Regions from separate parts of the Homo sapiens genome. Here region 2 is linked to region 1. Evidence: chromatin loops called from intact Hi-C (ENCODE). Cell type or tissue: Caco-2. All regions are shown on one strand.

Region 1 (8,000 bases):
CCCAGTAGCTGGGATTACAGGTGGGCACTACCACACACACAGCTAATTTTTTTATTTTTAGTAGAGACAAGGTTTCACCATGTTGGTCAGGCTGGTCTTGAACTCCTGACCTCGTGATTCGCCCGCCTCGGCCTCCCAAAGTGTTGGGATTACAAGCATGAGCCACCGCGCCTGGCAGAGAAGGAAATATTTTAATATTATCATTAGTCTTGAGAGAGAAGATATTGTATCCATGAAACAAGAATAGGATCATTCAGAGAACTAATCAAAACTCTTGGATATTAAAAGCATCATAGTGGCCGGGCGCGGTGGCTCATGCCTGTAATCCCAGCACTTTGGGAGGCCAAGGCGGGCAGATCATGAGGTCAGGAGATCAAGACCATCCTGGCTAACACGGTGAAACCCCGTCTCTACTAAAAATACAAAAACAAAATTAGCCAGGCATGGTGGCAGGCGCCTGTAGTCCCAGCTACTCGGGAGGCTGAGGCAGAAGAATGGTGTGAACCCGGGAGGCAGAGCTTGCAGTGAGCCGAGATCGCGCCACTGCACTCCAGACTGGGGGACAGAGCGAGACTCCATCTCAAAAAACAAAAACAAAAACAAACAAAAAAAATGCATCATAGTAGAAATGAAAATCTTAATAGAAGAACTGGAAAATAATGAACAAAAAATAATGAACAAAAGTGGAGGAAACAGAAAAATAAATGAAAACTAGTAAAAAAATTAGAGGGCAAATTCAGGATGACCAACTTTCAATTAATAGGAGTTCCAGAAAGAAATAACAAACATGAAAGCAACAATATGAGAGGAAAGGACATTATCAAAAAAACAACTCAAGAAAGTTTATTCAAGCTGAAATACTTAGATTGTCAGGAAAAAAAGTCTAGGCCAATGTATAACATAATCTTGAAATGTCATTACACTGTGGACAAAATGAAGCTCTTATACCCTTGTAGAGAGAAAAACAATTGGTCTGTGTAAGGTGAATCAGGATTTATAATGACTTTGGACTTCTCAACAGCAATACTAGAATCCAAGAGGCAATTGAAAAATACCTACAAAATTTAGAGGTAAATTATTTCCGATTGCTGGGGGCAGTGACTCATGCCTGTAATCCCAGCACTTTGGGAGGCCAAGGCTGATCACTTGAGGTCAGGAGTTCAAGACCAGCCTGGCCAACATGGTGAAACCCCATCTCTACTAAAAATACAAAAATTAGCCGGGCATGGTGGCAAGCACCTGTAATCCCAGCTATTTGGGAGGCTGAGGCAGGAGAATTGCTTAAACCAGGGAGGCAGAGGTTGCAGTGAGCCGAGATTGCACCATTGCACTCCAGCCTGGGCGACAGAGCGAGACTCCGTCTCACAAATAAAAACAAAACAAAACAAAAAAATCTATTTCCAACCAAATTTTTTATTCCTAGCCAAGCTATTAAGAAAGTGTAAAAGAATGACATTTTCCTACATCCAGAACCTCAAAAAATTTGCATCCCATGCATCTTTTCTCAAAATCTTGTAGAAGATATTTTCTACCAGCAAATAGAAAATGTGGGATTCAAACAGAACAGAGGGGAGATAATTACCAGGATGATGGTGGGGAGATCCCTCCAGGCACCCATGCACTGGGTGTGAAGATAACTTTTTCTACAGCTGGTCAGAAGGCCCATGAGAGCTGTCATTCACAAAGGTGAAGCTGACAGGCTGTCTCATGCACCTGAGTATCTTAAAAGAGAAATTAGACAATTGGTGCAGGACCCGAGGTTATATTAATAAGTATATTTAAAAATCAAGCAATAAAAATGACAACCATTAATTCTATGGGAAATAAAATATACAAAAAAGAAATTGTAGTATGTGGCTCAGCTGTGCATAACAGGCACAGTCACTGTGTGTGTGTGTGTGTGTGTGTGTGTGTGTGTGTGTGTGTGTGTTTTTGAGGCAGAGTCTCGCTCTGTCGCCCAGGCTGGAGTGCAGTGGCGCAATCTCGGCTCACTGCAAGCTCTGCCTCCCAGGTTCACACCATTCTCCTACCTCAGCCTCCCAAGTAGCTGGGACTACAGGCGTCCGCCACCTCGCCCGGCTAATTTTTTGTATTTTTAGTAGAGATGGGATTTCACCATGTTAGCCAGGATGGTCTCGATCTCCTGACCTCGTGACCTGCCTGCCTCGGCCTCCCAAAGTGCTGGGATTACAGGCATGAGCCACCGTTCCCGGCCGTGTGTGTGTGTTTTATCTCGAATTTCTAGTGATTTGTAGTAAAAGAGCTGACAAAATAGATTAGTACCTCACAGTGCTGGAGCCAGATGTGTATTATCCTCGAGGGGCTACTGTACTTCAAAGAGGGAGGAAAAAAAACTAGGCTTGAGAAGCTAAGGAAGGCTCCGTAGAGGATTTTTAAGTGTTTTGATGTATCTTGGAGATTGGCCTATATACCTCCTAAAAATAAGCTCTCTGTAGCCAATGATACAATGTTTAAAATATGGCACATGCTGAACTCACAGTCTCTCTCATTTCAGAAAACAAATCTGCATGTGTGTTCTCTGAAGTTCTTCTTAGTGCGGCTCTTGATGCACTATATTTTGAATATTACCAAACCTGAGCTCTTTAAAAAAAAAATACTGAGGCCGGGCGCGGTGGCTCACGCCTGTAATCCCAGCACTTTGGGAGGCCGAGGCGGGTGGATCATGAGGTCAGGAGATCGAGACCATCCTGGCTAACAAGGTGAAACCCCGTCTCTACTAAAAATACAAAAAATTAGCCGGGCACGGTGGCGGGCGCCTGTAGTCCCAGCTACTCGGGAGGCTGAGGCAGGAGAATGGCGTGAACCCGGGAAGCGGAGCTTGCAGTGAGCCGAGATTGCGCCACTGCAGTCCGCAGTCCGACCTGGGCGACAGAGCGAGACTCCGTCTCAAAAAAAAAAAATACTGAGATGATTAAACACAAATGCTCATGTTAATGAATTAAGGCTAAAACCTAACTGTGCGCAATGCAAGATGATCAGCAGTTATGGGAAGATGTGCAAGCCCTGATAGGGAGCCTGGCTAGCATACAAAAGCTGTTCCAAAATGTAAAGGGAGGGAATAAAAATACAGAGCAAGGAAGAGTGGGTGGAGTGACAGAGTAGGCACAGACAGCAGGAAACATGGGAATGCTGAGACCACTGGCACCTGAGTGGTCATTAGACTTGCCTGTGGAGTTTGGACAAATACAGATTCCTGGGATCGATATTCCACAATTATTTAGGTTCAATTGTGTAGGTTTTGTCCCTAAAAGTAAGAGGTTTCCCCCAGTGCAGGCAGGATCAACCTTGCGTGGAAACCTGCCCTGGGTTCAGTTGGAAATGCACTAACATCGTCTGGAAAGACTGTTTTTCCACCTATTATTGGAAAAATTCACAAGAGGAGATCACACCACGCTTTGGAGAAGCCATTCCGTAGAAGACGTGTTAACTGGTTAACTATAGTTTGCACACTAGTGTTGAGCTTGTAGAAGGTGAGAAACTCCTCTGCCTAGACTTTTTTTGGTGGTTTTAGTACATGTGGGAAGAAGCACCTCACTTGGACACACTTCATTTAAAAATAATATTTATTATGACTATAACCCTAATGGGCTTAGTTTTAAATGTTTCTGCATTCGGCCAAGTGGAGCCCAAGAAGCCAGAAGTCGCCCGCGGGAGCTGTCCGCGGTGCTGAACGCGGTAGCCGGCTTCAGCCTTTGACCTCCCCAGCAGGAAAGGGCCTTCGGTCCGCCCCCAAGCACCATTTTCCTTCGTGCTCCCACCTCCAGTGTCTTCCCTTCCCAGCGCTGCCAATGGCGAGGGCGGCACTGAGATTTTTGTCCTGGGCGGCAGACGACCTTGTGTTGCACTTCCTCCCCCGCCTTCTGCCTCTCCCGGGGCGGCGGCGGATGGGCGCGGAGGCGGATGGGCGCGGCTCCCTCCCCCACTCAGGCCTCTTCACGGGGCGGGGGGCCGGGTCCCCCAGCCCCCACCCGCGCCGTGTCCAGCTCCTCGCGTGCTCGCGGCGGAGCCCTGAGCGCACTGGGTCCGAGTCCTGCGCGCCCCCTCACCACCTCCCCCGCACCTGCTCCTCCTCCTCGGTCCCGCCCAGCGCGCCAGCAGCCCGATCCCCAGTGCTGGGAGAAGAGAGGGGGCGCAGGCGGCGACACAAAGGGTGGAGCGGCGGGACCGGGACCCGGGAGGCTGCGCGGCATGGACGCCGAGTACCCTGCCTTTGAGCCCCCGCTCTGCAGCGAGCTCAAGCACCTGTGCCGGCGGCTGCGGGAAGCGTACCGCGAGCTCAAGGAGGACCTCACGCCCTTCAAGGATGACCGCTACTACAGGTGGGCGCGGCGCGGGCAGCGGCGGGGCGGCCGGAGGCTTCCGGGCCGCAGTCCCCTCCGGGACCCCGGCGCGCCCCGGCCTTGGCCTGGTCCCGCCGACGGCCGCCTCCGCCGGCCGGGCGCGGAGCCTACGGATGGGGACGGGGTCGGGGCGGGGATCTGGGAGGGACCAGGAAGGGGACGGGGAGCAGGGATACTGGCAGCGGCGGGCAGGTTCCTGGATTCAGGGCAGCCCGGCGCCCCCGGGCGAAGGGCCGATTTCCGTTCAGCTGAAACCCAAGCCGAGGCTCCCGCCTCCCCGGAAAGGAGCTGCGGGTTGTGGCTCCTCCCTGCGCCCCGCGTCGTTCTCCCCCCGCGCCCGCCTCGCCGCCCCCGCTCGGGCCTCACGCGGCGCAGTCTGGGGAGGCGACCGCGCGCGCTGCGGCGTCGGGAGGAGGGTCTTGGCCGCAGCTCTGAGCGCCCTAGGCTTTGCAGGACGCCTCGGAGGCGGGGGCGCCGCCAAGGGCTGGGGGCGGATGGGCGCGGCGGGGAAGACGCGGCGGGGCGCCATGCGGGGACACGGCGCCTGGGAGCGGCTGTGTGGAACTTGTTTGCGTTCATCTCTGTCTCCCTCTTCAGCGGCCTAGGGGAGAGCGGTGGGGACTGCAGACCCTGGCGCCGGCCCCCGCCCCCTTCCTCTCTGCGCTCTGCAGTTCGGAGGGGAAGGAAAGTCTGTTCACCGCCAATGGCCGATTTACCCAAAGGCTTGGCGGTGTCGGGACAGGACCCTATCGCGAGTCGGTAGAAAGCTCCCTCACCCCCCCACCTCAACCTTCCCCATCTGTTAAATGGGAAGTCTGAACCAGAAGGTCTCAGAAAGCTGAGGTTTAATCATGATTTACTCACTCTGTGCTAAGGATGGCGAGGGTGTCGCACTGCTATGGGGAACGGGTGGTCATTTTTCTAAGACCTATCCTGTACTCATCATAGGTACCTGCTCAGAAAAAGGCGTGTCACACTTATCCTCACATCTGTTAAAAAACCTAATGCCTTCCCACGGGCTAATCAGCAACGCAGCGGGACCGTGGTCATGGTTACTGAGTGAAAAAGCCCATTTTAAACAAATGTAAAAAATCATGTGATGTAGCTTTGGGGCGAGCCTGGAAATCTGTCTAATGCAGCCTCCTGGAAGACCTGAGGGTATGGGAAAAGAATCCACAGTTTCATATCATACTTGTTAAATAAGATTATTTCCAATCTCCTTTTCTGCTAGTCCCCCGTCCCCCGCCCCCTACTCTGTTTTTTTTTTTCCTATTTATTTATTTATTGAGACAGGGTCTTGCCCTGTCGCCCAGGCTGGAGTGCAGTGGTGCAATCTTGGCTCACTGCATCCTCCACTTCCCTGGCTCAACCAAGCAATCCTTCTACCTCAGCCTCCTGAGTAGCTGGGACCACAGGCCTGTGCCCCATCACCTGATTTTTATATTTTGTTTAGAGATGGAATTTCCCTGTCTTGCCCAGGCTGGTCTCAAACTCCTGGGCTCAAGTGATGCTCCCACCTTGGCCTCCCAAAGTACTGAGATGACAGGCGTGAGCCACCATGCCTGGCCTTTTTTTTTTTTCCTGTATTTTCTTTTCTTGGGAATATTTCTTTGGCAACACAGCTAGTGAAAGTGGAATGATCGCAGTGCAAATAGTCGAGAAGAGAACACACCCCAGTGGTTAATCTCCATCTTTATTCACTGACCAATGTATTCACCTGGTAGTTACTGAGCATTTTTTATGTTCCTGCTGTTGTTCTAGGCGTTGTGAATACAGCGGTGAGCAAGACAGGGTCTCTGCTCTCCTGGGGCTTACAGATAATAAACCAAGTGACATGAGAGACTGACAGGGTGCTGCCACACAGAAGGTAGTCAGGTGAGGCTCATCTTGAAAGTGACATTTGTCTGAGAACTGAAAAATGAGGAGCTAACCAGACAAGGAGGCAGGGAGGAAACTCCCAGAAGAGGAAGGAGTATTGCAAAGTCCCTGAGGCCATAAAAACATGAAATGTTCAAGGCACAGATGGAAGACCAGCGAGCCTGGAGCACTGTGGTCAGAGAGAGAGGCTGGGCCAGGCCCTGAAGAGCCTTGAAGGTCAGACTAAGGAATGTGGATTTCACTGGGACTGCAGTGTGAAGCCACTAGAGGATTTTACACGGGACAAGTGACATCAGCAATTTGGCTGCCTGTACTACAGCAAGCATTTGAGTCTTTGCTCCAGGAGCCACTTCCTTAGTTGAGTTGGAGCTTGAAGACAGATTCACAGCGGTTGGAAGTGATCAGTGATGGATTCTGCCCCGCCCCCCGCCATGAGCACAAGTTGACTGCAGAGTACTTTACAATATTTTGTATAGACAGGGCAGTTAGGCTGAATCACAAAGTCTGTTTTATAGTGAGAAGATGTTTTAGATCACTGAACTATCTTGAGTAGCTCCATTGAATTTTTATATCAATGGATTGTCGCTGTACAAAACTAGGTGAAATACTCGGGTTTCTAAGTTGGGAAGCTGCTAGTTACAGCTCCGCATCTGTCTAGCTGGAAGGTGAAATTGCTACTGTGATTTTGGCTCCTTCTCTTCTCACCGTCTTCATTTCCTTATTGGTGGTTTATGAGTAAAACGCACCAGCTCTTTCCCCTGGAGGACCGGGGACTCACCTCACGTGGTTGGCAGTTTTCTCATAACAGGGCGAAGCAAAGAACACAGCTGCTAAAGCTCCGTTTACAAAACATGATTGGCCCCTCTGTTCAGCAGCATGGCTGTTTGCATATTTGCTACATAATTTGGCATCAGTGAAGAGCTGCAGCTATGTGATCAAAGGACTCTTGGCGATTTTCACAAAATGAGAGGTGACAGTTGTACTGCCTGTCAGGAGAGGGAAGGTGGTAAAACAATAGGCCAGGGATCTGAAATCCTGGTTCTAGCCCCAGTTCCACTCCTTGCTAACTGCCGGGCCTTGTGGTGAGTTAATTGCATTTCACTGGACAATCCGTTTCCACATCAGGATAAAGAAACCCTCTTCACACGGATTTTCATAAGACTCAGACACTTTATGAAGAGAGCACTAAAGATGTTTTCAGATACACATAACAGAAAAACCACAGCGAACCAGTCTAAACAATAAGGGAATGAATTGGGTTGCTGATTCGGCAGCTTAATGATGTAATCAAGTTCTTTCTTTTTAACTTGATAGCAATTGGCTGCTGATAATCATTTGGGCTACTGCTTCTCATTCATATTCATGGGGGAAGCTGGCTGGCTTTCTATGGCTGTCTCTAAAAGAAAAAGAATAACTTGAAGTCTACAGAAAACTCCTTGAATCTCCGTATCTACACCCCACCAAAATGGTAACAAGGACATGGAATGTTCACGCACTGCGGATGGGAGGGTAAATTGCTATAATCATTATGGAAAACCACTTGGCAAGCAGCTACTAAAGTTGAACATACACATTTCCTCAGGCCCAGCATTTGCTGTCGGGTATATGCCCTGCAGAAATGCATACATGGGGCCATCAGAAGACGTACTAAAAAGTGTTCCTAACAGCACAGGTTGTAATACTCCTAAACTGGAAAGTAGCCAGATACTAAAAAATAGTAGAATGGACAAAGGTAGCAGAGCGCGGTGGCTCGTGCCTGTA
Region 2 (8,000 bases), 73 kb after region 1:
GTGTATGTGTATATATTGTCTCATCTAGAGATAACTATTAGTAATCTGGTGTATTTTCTCTTAGATGCATATATATTTTTTTCAAATTGTTTTCTCCACTTTCTATTTTAGTGGAAGACTTATAACCCTGCCTTCTCCCGGTTGGAAATCTGGTTCCGGTTTTTCTTTGTGGTGCTCACCTTCATCGTCACTGTGAGTACCATTCGCCTGATGGACCGCAGCAGATCCCAGCCAGGAAGAAGCTGGTTTATGCAGTTAGGATCTTCGGTGCAAGCCACATGGAGATTGATCTGAACTCAGATGCTCCATCCAGTGGGCTGTGCTGATATTACAACTCTGTGTGTCTGCCGAGATGCTGCCGTGCAAGAAAAAATGATGTGGTATCATGTATTCAGGATTTCTGTAGAGTGCACGTCCGTGACTTTTAAGTAAATGTTGATCATGTGCGGTGAAAAGTGCCATTTCACCTGTGTGGAAGGAAGCTGCCTTACTTGAATGAGCTTCTCTGAGTGCAGATGCAGCATGCTCTTGGGTTTTTATATTTTATATTTTTATAGTTGTGCCAGTCCTTTGCGTTTTTGGGCATTTTCAGGAATAAGGCCAAAGAGAAGTGTTTTGGAAATGCAGGCATTGGGCTCGTTTGGGATCTGAGGTTTGTGTCCACAAACCCACATGACTTTGGGGGAAATGCTTACCCTGAGAAGCCCAAGGGAGCCCCCCCAGAGCCCCAGTCTGCAAAGATAAGAATTGGTAAATTGGAGGAAGGGAAAGTGTGCTTCATTTAGTGATCTGTTGCCGCCCGAAGTGTGGCGTTCTGCCTGCATCAGCTGCTTGTCCTTGTGCGGGATGGTGGGGAGGTGACATTTAGGAAATGTGTCCACCCAGGAACACTTGGTATTTTTCAGAGTAACTGTGCATGGAAGGACACAGGCGCGTGCACATGTGAGGGGGTGCTCTGCTGGAGCGAAGGGCGTGGGCGCTAGAGCCACAGGGAGCTGGAGGGAAGGGCGTGGGCGCTAGAGCCACAGGGAGCTGGAGGGAGGGGCGTGGGCGCTAGAGCCACAGGGAGCTGGAGGGAAGGGCGTGGGCGCTAGAGCCACAGGGAGCTGGAGGGAAGGGCGTGGGCGCTAGAGCCACAGGGAGCTGCAGGTTGTGGTGCTTACGCCCAGCCCAGGGCCTCCAGGATCTCAGGGCTCCCGCAGTGAGCTTCATAAATGAAAGTAGAAAGCTGTTATTTGTGTCTGGGCAGCCAGAAACACTTGCTTCTTCTCAAAGGCTCTCTGATGCCCTGAGATTCTCCTGCCACACTCTGGAGTCCAAAGAGCTATTTATTACTCAGGGCCCCAAGTATGTTCTTAAAAAGAGGGAAGATGGTCCCTAGGCAAGGAAACCCACATTGCCTAGAAAACTGTTGGCTTATATCAGATTATACGAAAACAATCAACAACAAAACCCTGGCCTAAAAATTATGTTATATAATGTTTTAAAGCAGTTTAAAGAAACTTATTCCATGGGCCTAACACACCTTCTTCAGGGAGGTGTTTGAAAAGAAACGCATCCTCTGACCTTTGTTACAAGACTCCTACATTCTCTTGGCTTTTCATGGGCAAGCCCTGGCACCATCTTGGAAGCTGCTGCCATCTGTAGCAGTTGCGCTGCCGGGAACATGAGGCTCCTGTCACACCCACAGATGTGGCCTGTGTCCTGGGTGGGTTCGTCTGAGTGCTGGCTCTCTGGAGCAGGCCCAGTGGAAGTGGGCCTTGTTTTCCTCGCCGTGGTGGTGAGAGGGTGGGTCCTCTTTCCTTTTGCAGGGATTACGTTCCTTCTCCTTTCCTGCTCCTGTGAGGACAGCTCGGAACCTGTCTTAGCTGTGGCTTCTCTGCAGAAAGTAACAACCTTGTCTTGGTTGTCACTGATGGCCTCCAGGACACAGTAGGCAATTCAGCCAGGGCTTAAGGCAGCGACTCTTAGTGGGGCACCTAGACCATTGATTAGAGAAGACAACCTGGTATGCCGGCAAGGTGTGAGCAAAGGCTGCAGGCAAGGTGTGAGCAAAGGCAGTAACTGGAGGCCTGATTTGGTTTGCAGTGCCTGTTTGCGCATTCCCTCCGGAAATTTTCCATGAGAGACTGGGGCATCGAGCAGAAGTGGATGTCTGTTCTCCTGCCTCTGCTGCTACTTTACAATGGTGGGTAGTTCCATTTTTACTTAGGAACTTTTCCCTTTAAAATGTAAAGCTGGAGGCCAGGTGCAGGGTTGTGCCTGTCATCCCAGCACTTTGAGAGGCTGGGGCAGGAGGACTGCTTGAAGCCAGGAGTTTAACACCAGCCTGGGTAACATAGCAAGACTCTACAAAAAATAAAATTTAGCTGGGCATGGTGGTGCGTGCCTGTGGTCCCAACTGCTTGGGAGGCTGAGGTGGGTGGATTGCTTGAGCCCAGGAGTCTGAGGCTGCAGTGAGTCATGATGACACCACTTCACTCCAGCCTGGATAACAGAGCAAGACCCTGTCTCTTAAAACAAAACAAAACTAAAGCTGGAAGCCATCTTGGAGATGGCCTAGGCCCAGAAGAGCCCGTAGGGAGCCCCAGAAGGAACATGTAGCCGTGTGCTCCCTGCCACCCCAGGAGCCATGTTCCACCGAGCTGGGGCAGATGCCTGGCTCTCTAACAAATAGGCGGCTGTTCGGTAGTTAAAACTTGGACGTGCTACAGACACAGCAGTCCTGGAACTTGGCTGAAGGTGGCCAGACATGGCTGGCTGTTCCTCTTTTCCTGCTCCAAAAGTGTTTGCTTCCCGAGCTGCCGCAGTCGGAACTCCCAGGCTCCGGGAGGAGCTGATGGCAGTGGCATACGGCGCTCTGTCGTGATCAGTGCAGCAATCTGTTCAGTGGCTTTTAGGTGTTTTGGAAAACAAAATAGCCATTGGTTCACTACCTTTCCTTTGGCTCTGACCAGGGAGAAAAGCTGGTAGTGAGCTCAGACCCTGCAGTGGGATGGGGTGCTCTCTGCTAGGTGCTGACCCCGCACAGGTATGGGGTGCTGTCTGCCAGGTGCTGACCCCGCAGAGGTATGGGGTGCTCTCTGCTAGGTGCTGACCCCGCAGAGGTATGGGGTGCTGTCTGCCAGGTGCTGGCGGGCCTGTTTTCCACATGGATTTCTGCCCTTTGTGTTCCAGATCCGTTCTTCCCCCTCTCCTTCCTGGTCAACAGCTGGCTCCCAGGGATGCTGGATGACCTCTTTCAGTCCATGTTCCTGTGCGCCCTGCTGCTCTTCTGGCTGTGCGTGTACCACGGGATTCGTGTCCAGGTGAGCCGGAGCCGCCCTCACTGCCGGGGGAGGTTCCAGACTGTGTCCTCCCTCCCGAACTCTGAGGACAGCCCAGAAAGGTGAATTTATCCATGGAAGCCTGTCTGCAGGCCCATACTCAATGGAAAAATCACGTTATGTACAATTACCAATTTGGTTTTCTTTATTTCTTACTTCTTATTTTTTTCTTTTTAGGGAGAAAGAAAGTGTTTAACTTTCTATTTGCCTAAATTCTTCATTGTTGGACTATTGTGGTTGGCTTCTGTTACGCTAGGAATATGGCAAACGTGAGTAATTCTATTATGTGTGAAACTTCAGTCATGAAAAGCATTTGACAAAAGTGGAAAGGCCAGGCCAGGCGTAGTGGCTCACGCCTGTAATCCCAGCACTTTGACAGGCTGAGGCAGGCAAGTCACTTGAGCTCAGGAGTTCAAGACCAGCCTGGGCAACATGGTGACACCCCGTCTCTACCAAAAATACAAAAATTAGCTGGCCGTGGTGGCGCATGCCTGTAGTCCCAGCTCCCTGGGAGGCTGAGGTGGGAGGATCGCTTGAGCCTGCGAGGCACAGGTTGCAATGAGCCGAGATTGCACCACTGCACTCCAGCCTGGGCAACAGAGTGAGACCTTGTCTCAAAAAAAAAAAAAAAGGTGAAAAGGCTTACAATCAAACTGTGTTCTGTGAACTCATCCAGAAAAGAATCAGCTTTCAGTTTATCTAACTTGGTGACACAGTAGACACCCCTTATTTTTGGGGGATTTGTTCCCAGACCCCCATTAACTATCTGCGGTCTTGGATAGTACTGATCCTTATATATAGCTGTTTATACCCTATGTATACCCATACTATGTTTTTCTTTTTTTTTTAGACGAATAGGAGGGTGACTTTAGTCACAGGCTGCTCAAAAACACAGGCTGCAGAGAACAGGATTTGGATTGGCAAACTCATTGTACCCTCATGTCACACTCCTTCTTTGCTCCTACCTTGGAGCATTTTGGCTGGGAGGCAAAACCCCAATGCTATTACAGGCAGTCCCCTTACCCCTCATTCCACACCCACTACCCAGAAACTGAAGCCTCATGACCCGCTTTGAGGAAAAATATCCCGTCCTGGTTTTCTGTGTTCCAGTCGGCCTTCCAAACACATCCTCCCCCTGGGACACAGACTTCAGGCCAGCCTGTATTACGTCAGGTTGCTAGTTGCCCTTTTCTGGGAGACTCCCAATGACTGTGCCCTCTCTGCTTAAAGACTGTAGAGGCAACTGGTGTTCTCACGCAAAGTGGCCAGGGTGTGGGAGACTAGATCTTTGACTCTGGCAGTCTCCAGGACTGTATGCAAGGCCAGGCCCAGGTGGGCATACTGGCAAAGGCTTTTGGGAACCCGGCTAGGGAGGAAGTAGGGAGCATCCGTTTCCATGATGATTCTCTCCAGTGGGATCTGCCTCAGCACTTCCCGGGCTTCTCAGGTGGAGGAGTACGTCAGGACTGCCATGAGGCCCACCGACGTTGGGAAAGTACTTCAGCAGGGGTTCCATGGCCAGGTAGCTGCAGTGAAGCAATGCTTGTGTATCTTGTAGTCAGAGAACACACATTTTCTCATGGTGTCCAGCAGATCCTCGTCAGCTTGCTGGCAGAGGATCACCAAAGCTTCTCTAGAGACGCAGCCAGCTCAAGCTGTCTCTTAAATACCTTGTGATGTTCTGGGACAGGCATGGTGCACTTGTAGGAGTAATTGAAGCCTGTTTCTCCAAATGCCACAGTCGTGGGGTGCCTTAAGGCTTGTAAAAGATTTCTTTCCTGACTCTTATTGTAGTAACATGGAAAATGAGGGTGACAGCCAAAGGCCCCCCAGACCAGATTCTCTTTCAACAGCTCCCCCCGTAGGCAATTTGTCAGGGTGAGGGTGGCAGAGGTCAGAGATGCAACCCTGAAATTCCTTAGAGAAGGAGCTGCTGTAAATTCTTCTGAACTTAGTCAAGGTCCCTTTGAAAGACAACTTGGAATACAGCATATCCAAATGACAGTGGGTATCAGTGAAGCCCTGCTCTAGGCTTGGCTCCCAGTGGCTCTTTGGCAGGGAGCTGGATGTGTGTCCTCCACAAGGACACAGAGGCATCTCCTCTTGGAATGTTCTTCTTTGCTTCACCTCTTTTCCTCCCGAGCTTCTGGAGAAGTGAAATGAGTGAGAATTCTGGGAGCTGCCTTCCTCTGAGGCCTCCACATCTCTGGAGACGTTATGGGCGCTCACTGCAGAGTTGGGGGAAGAATCACTCAGGCACTCGGGCTGCTCCTCCCAGCCTGTGCTGCGTCATTGCTGCTGCTGCTCACAGACAGGTAGCCGGCAGGCTTGGGGCTGCTGGTGCACTAGCTGACATACTCACACCAAGGACTACTGTAAAAATGAGGCAGGTACATGACATAGTAGTGAAGGAAGAAGGCTCTGGAATGGCTGAGGGTTTCAGTGGGACGGGTTCCTCCTGAGAGAATCTGACCGTGGAGATCTCCAGATCAGACCAGTTGCTTCCTGAAGAGGGGTGCTCCATCACCACCTCCCTATCTTTATGCTTTCGGATTTCTAAATGAGAGAGTCATCCAGAAACTCGAGGGGTGGAGAGCATTTGTCAGTGACTGTCCTTTGGTCCCCAAGGGGCTCCTCAGTGGGTTTCTCCTGAGGGTCTGTGACTACTCTCCTGTCACAGAAGCTGCTCCTCTCTGGCACTGTCTTGTCCTTCTCCACTGACCTCTGGGATTGACTATCCTTCTCAGCAGGGGTGACTGTGACACTCCTGGCTGTTCCTTCTCAGTCTTGGCTGGTCCTTCACTCCTAGCTGGTCCTTCTCCACAACTGGGACACTCTGCTATGCTTGGTTTTGAACTAGTGACAGCCTCTCCCTTCCTTTTCGGCATTGATTTCCCTGGATGCCCTGGTTAGCCTCCAGGTAGATCATTGTGGAGCCCTGATGTCGAAGTCTATCCGTCTTCCTTTTCTGGACCTTGTTGGGTTCCTCAGTCGTATCATTCTGACTCTCAGCTTCAGTTGCAAATTAAGAGTTCATGGAGTTACGAGAACTATCTTTGGAATCAGCCTTAAAGCTGCAGGCTTCCTTTTCTAGAGAAGCTATTTCTTCTAGAAAGGGATTGGTAGGATGTGGAGGGGTTCCCCCTGACGAAAGGACTCCCTGAGTGCTCTGAATCAGGCAGCCTTTGGTGGCGGCCCCGCCCACACCTGTGCCCGAGGAATGCCGGGGAGGAATGTAAGAGTTAAAGAAAGGAAAGAAACAGGAAAAGCGGCTCAACAGTCAAAGACAGGTTTGTTTTGGACAATAAACCTGAGAGGGCCTTCTGGCCGAGTTAGGTCAGAGTCACTCTCTCTTACAGGCTAAGAGTATTTAAGGGTTCAGGGCAGAAGAGGTTATCACAGGCTTGGAATGTTTCTGTATCTCTTCGCCTTGCTTATCTGGGAGGGGGAGGTTTTGTGTCTGTTCCCATACAACTCCCTGCAGCTGCAGGGATACCCCCCCCACCTCCTAGTCTGCTTTTAGCTTGTCTATCTTAGCGCATTTAAAGGGAAAGGAATGTGCTTATTAGGGCCTACTTTTTTACTGGGGCCCATTTTTGGGGGCCCATTTACACTCCCAAAACATGAGTGTGAAGTTCGGTGGTTACCCAAGAGACTTGGGTGCCCAGCTGTGCCCAGCTGTCTTATCTGTGTTTTACTGTCTACTCTTTCTGGCTGCTTTTTGTTAGAAGTGATTTCCTTGAAACGTAAGAAGTTAGAAAGGGAGCTGGAACTGAAAATGGGGGTGTTTGTCCAAGATGACGGTGCTCCTGCTCTGTCATTCCAGACCCTATAGTTATAAAAGGACCAGGGGCGACGTGTTCTTTCTGGTTACTTCCTGCTGGGTGGGAGAGGTAGAGAGTCCCTTGGTCTCGGATTGACTGCGGGAGCAATGCCGTCTGTAGATGTTTTGGATAGTTGTCTGTGAAATAGCCATGCTCCTGTCAGTTAAGAATCTTTGAAAAAGGTTAATTAGGCAGGGTAAAAACATTAGTCCTAGGCTTATTATTAGGAGAGGGCCCAGGAATGGGATGACCCATGGTATGCTTTTTGTTCCCAAACCAATAATTCATTTGGTTGTTTTGGTATTCGCTTAGCATTTTAGCCCTTTGTTTGAGATTTTTAGCAGCCTCTCTTACGAGACCTGATTGGTTGAGATAGAAGCAACATTTCTTTCCCAATGAGAGGCAGAGGCACATGTTTGGAAAGACCCATGTGTTATTTTTTATTAGTAACTGTTATTCCTGCTGTAAGGATAGTAATTAAGCAAAATGCTACGGTAATTGAGATTGTCTGTCTGATATCCTACCCTCAGGGTGCTGCAGTACATAGTCCTACTGCAAATAGTCCAGTAAAGCAGTTCCCGCAAGGGTGGCATGGTAAATAATTTCCATAAAAAAGCTTTAATATTTGGCTTAAAAGGAGAGGTAGAAATGACAAAAAGTACTTGGTGAGGTAAGAGTGAGACTGAGTCAGATGAGTAATTGTCACTCAGTTAGTTATTTTTTATGATTTTCAACTTAAGATTTCTTATTTCTTTACATTGATATTTAGGACGTTCCTCTGGGCTGTTGGGATTGCTTCCTCAGCTTTTCAGGCTTTGACTTGAGTGTGATGTATGCAGGGGTTGATTCC

The links. A loop is a pair of places that touch in the nucleus more often than their neighbours do. Peaks named below come from ENCODE experiments on the same cell type or tissue, not always from the same donor. Only the 100,000 strongest peaks of a DNase experiment are listed, where the experiment ranks them.
Region 2: it touches region 1 in a loop (7-fold over the local background); 3 of 110 quality-filtered maps call a loop at or near these places.

Annotation. Positions count from the first base shown.
Region 1 is chr6:158,532,526-158,540,525 of GRCh38, forward strand. It overlaps a transcript of TMEM181 not described here. Among named protein-coding and RNA genes, the nearest start is that of TMEM181, 24 kb to the right of the region's middle. RefSeq lists an enhancer at 4,552-4,846. In Caco-2, no CTCF peak of the experiment used is centred here; DNase peaks (open chromatin) are centred at 3,736, 4,287 and 4,576; H3K4me3 peaks cover 1,846 bases.
Region 2 is chr6:158,605,156-158,613,155 of GRCh38, forward strand. It overlaps TMEM181 (transmembrane protein 181), which reads left to right. Exons shown (of 17, transcript NM_001376852.1): 7 at 112-192; 8 at 2,089-2,188; 9 at 3,178-3,308; 10 at 3,504-3,595. MIR7161 (microRNA 7161) reads left to right here and starts at 4,552; the gene lies at 4,552-4,635. It also overlaps the pseudogene TATDN2P2. RefSeq lists an enhancer at 4,164-4,665. In Caco-2, a CTCF peak has its summit at 330; DNase peaks (open chromatin) are centred at 286 and 6,666; H3K4me3 peaks cover 207 bases.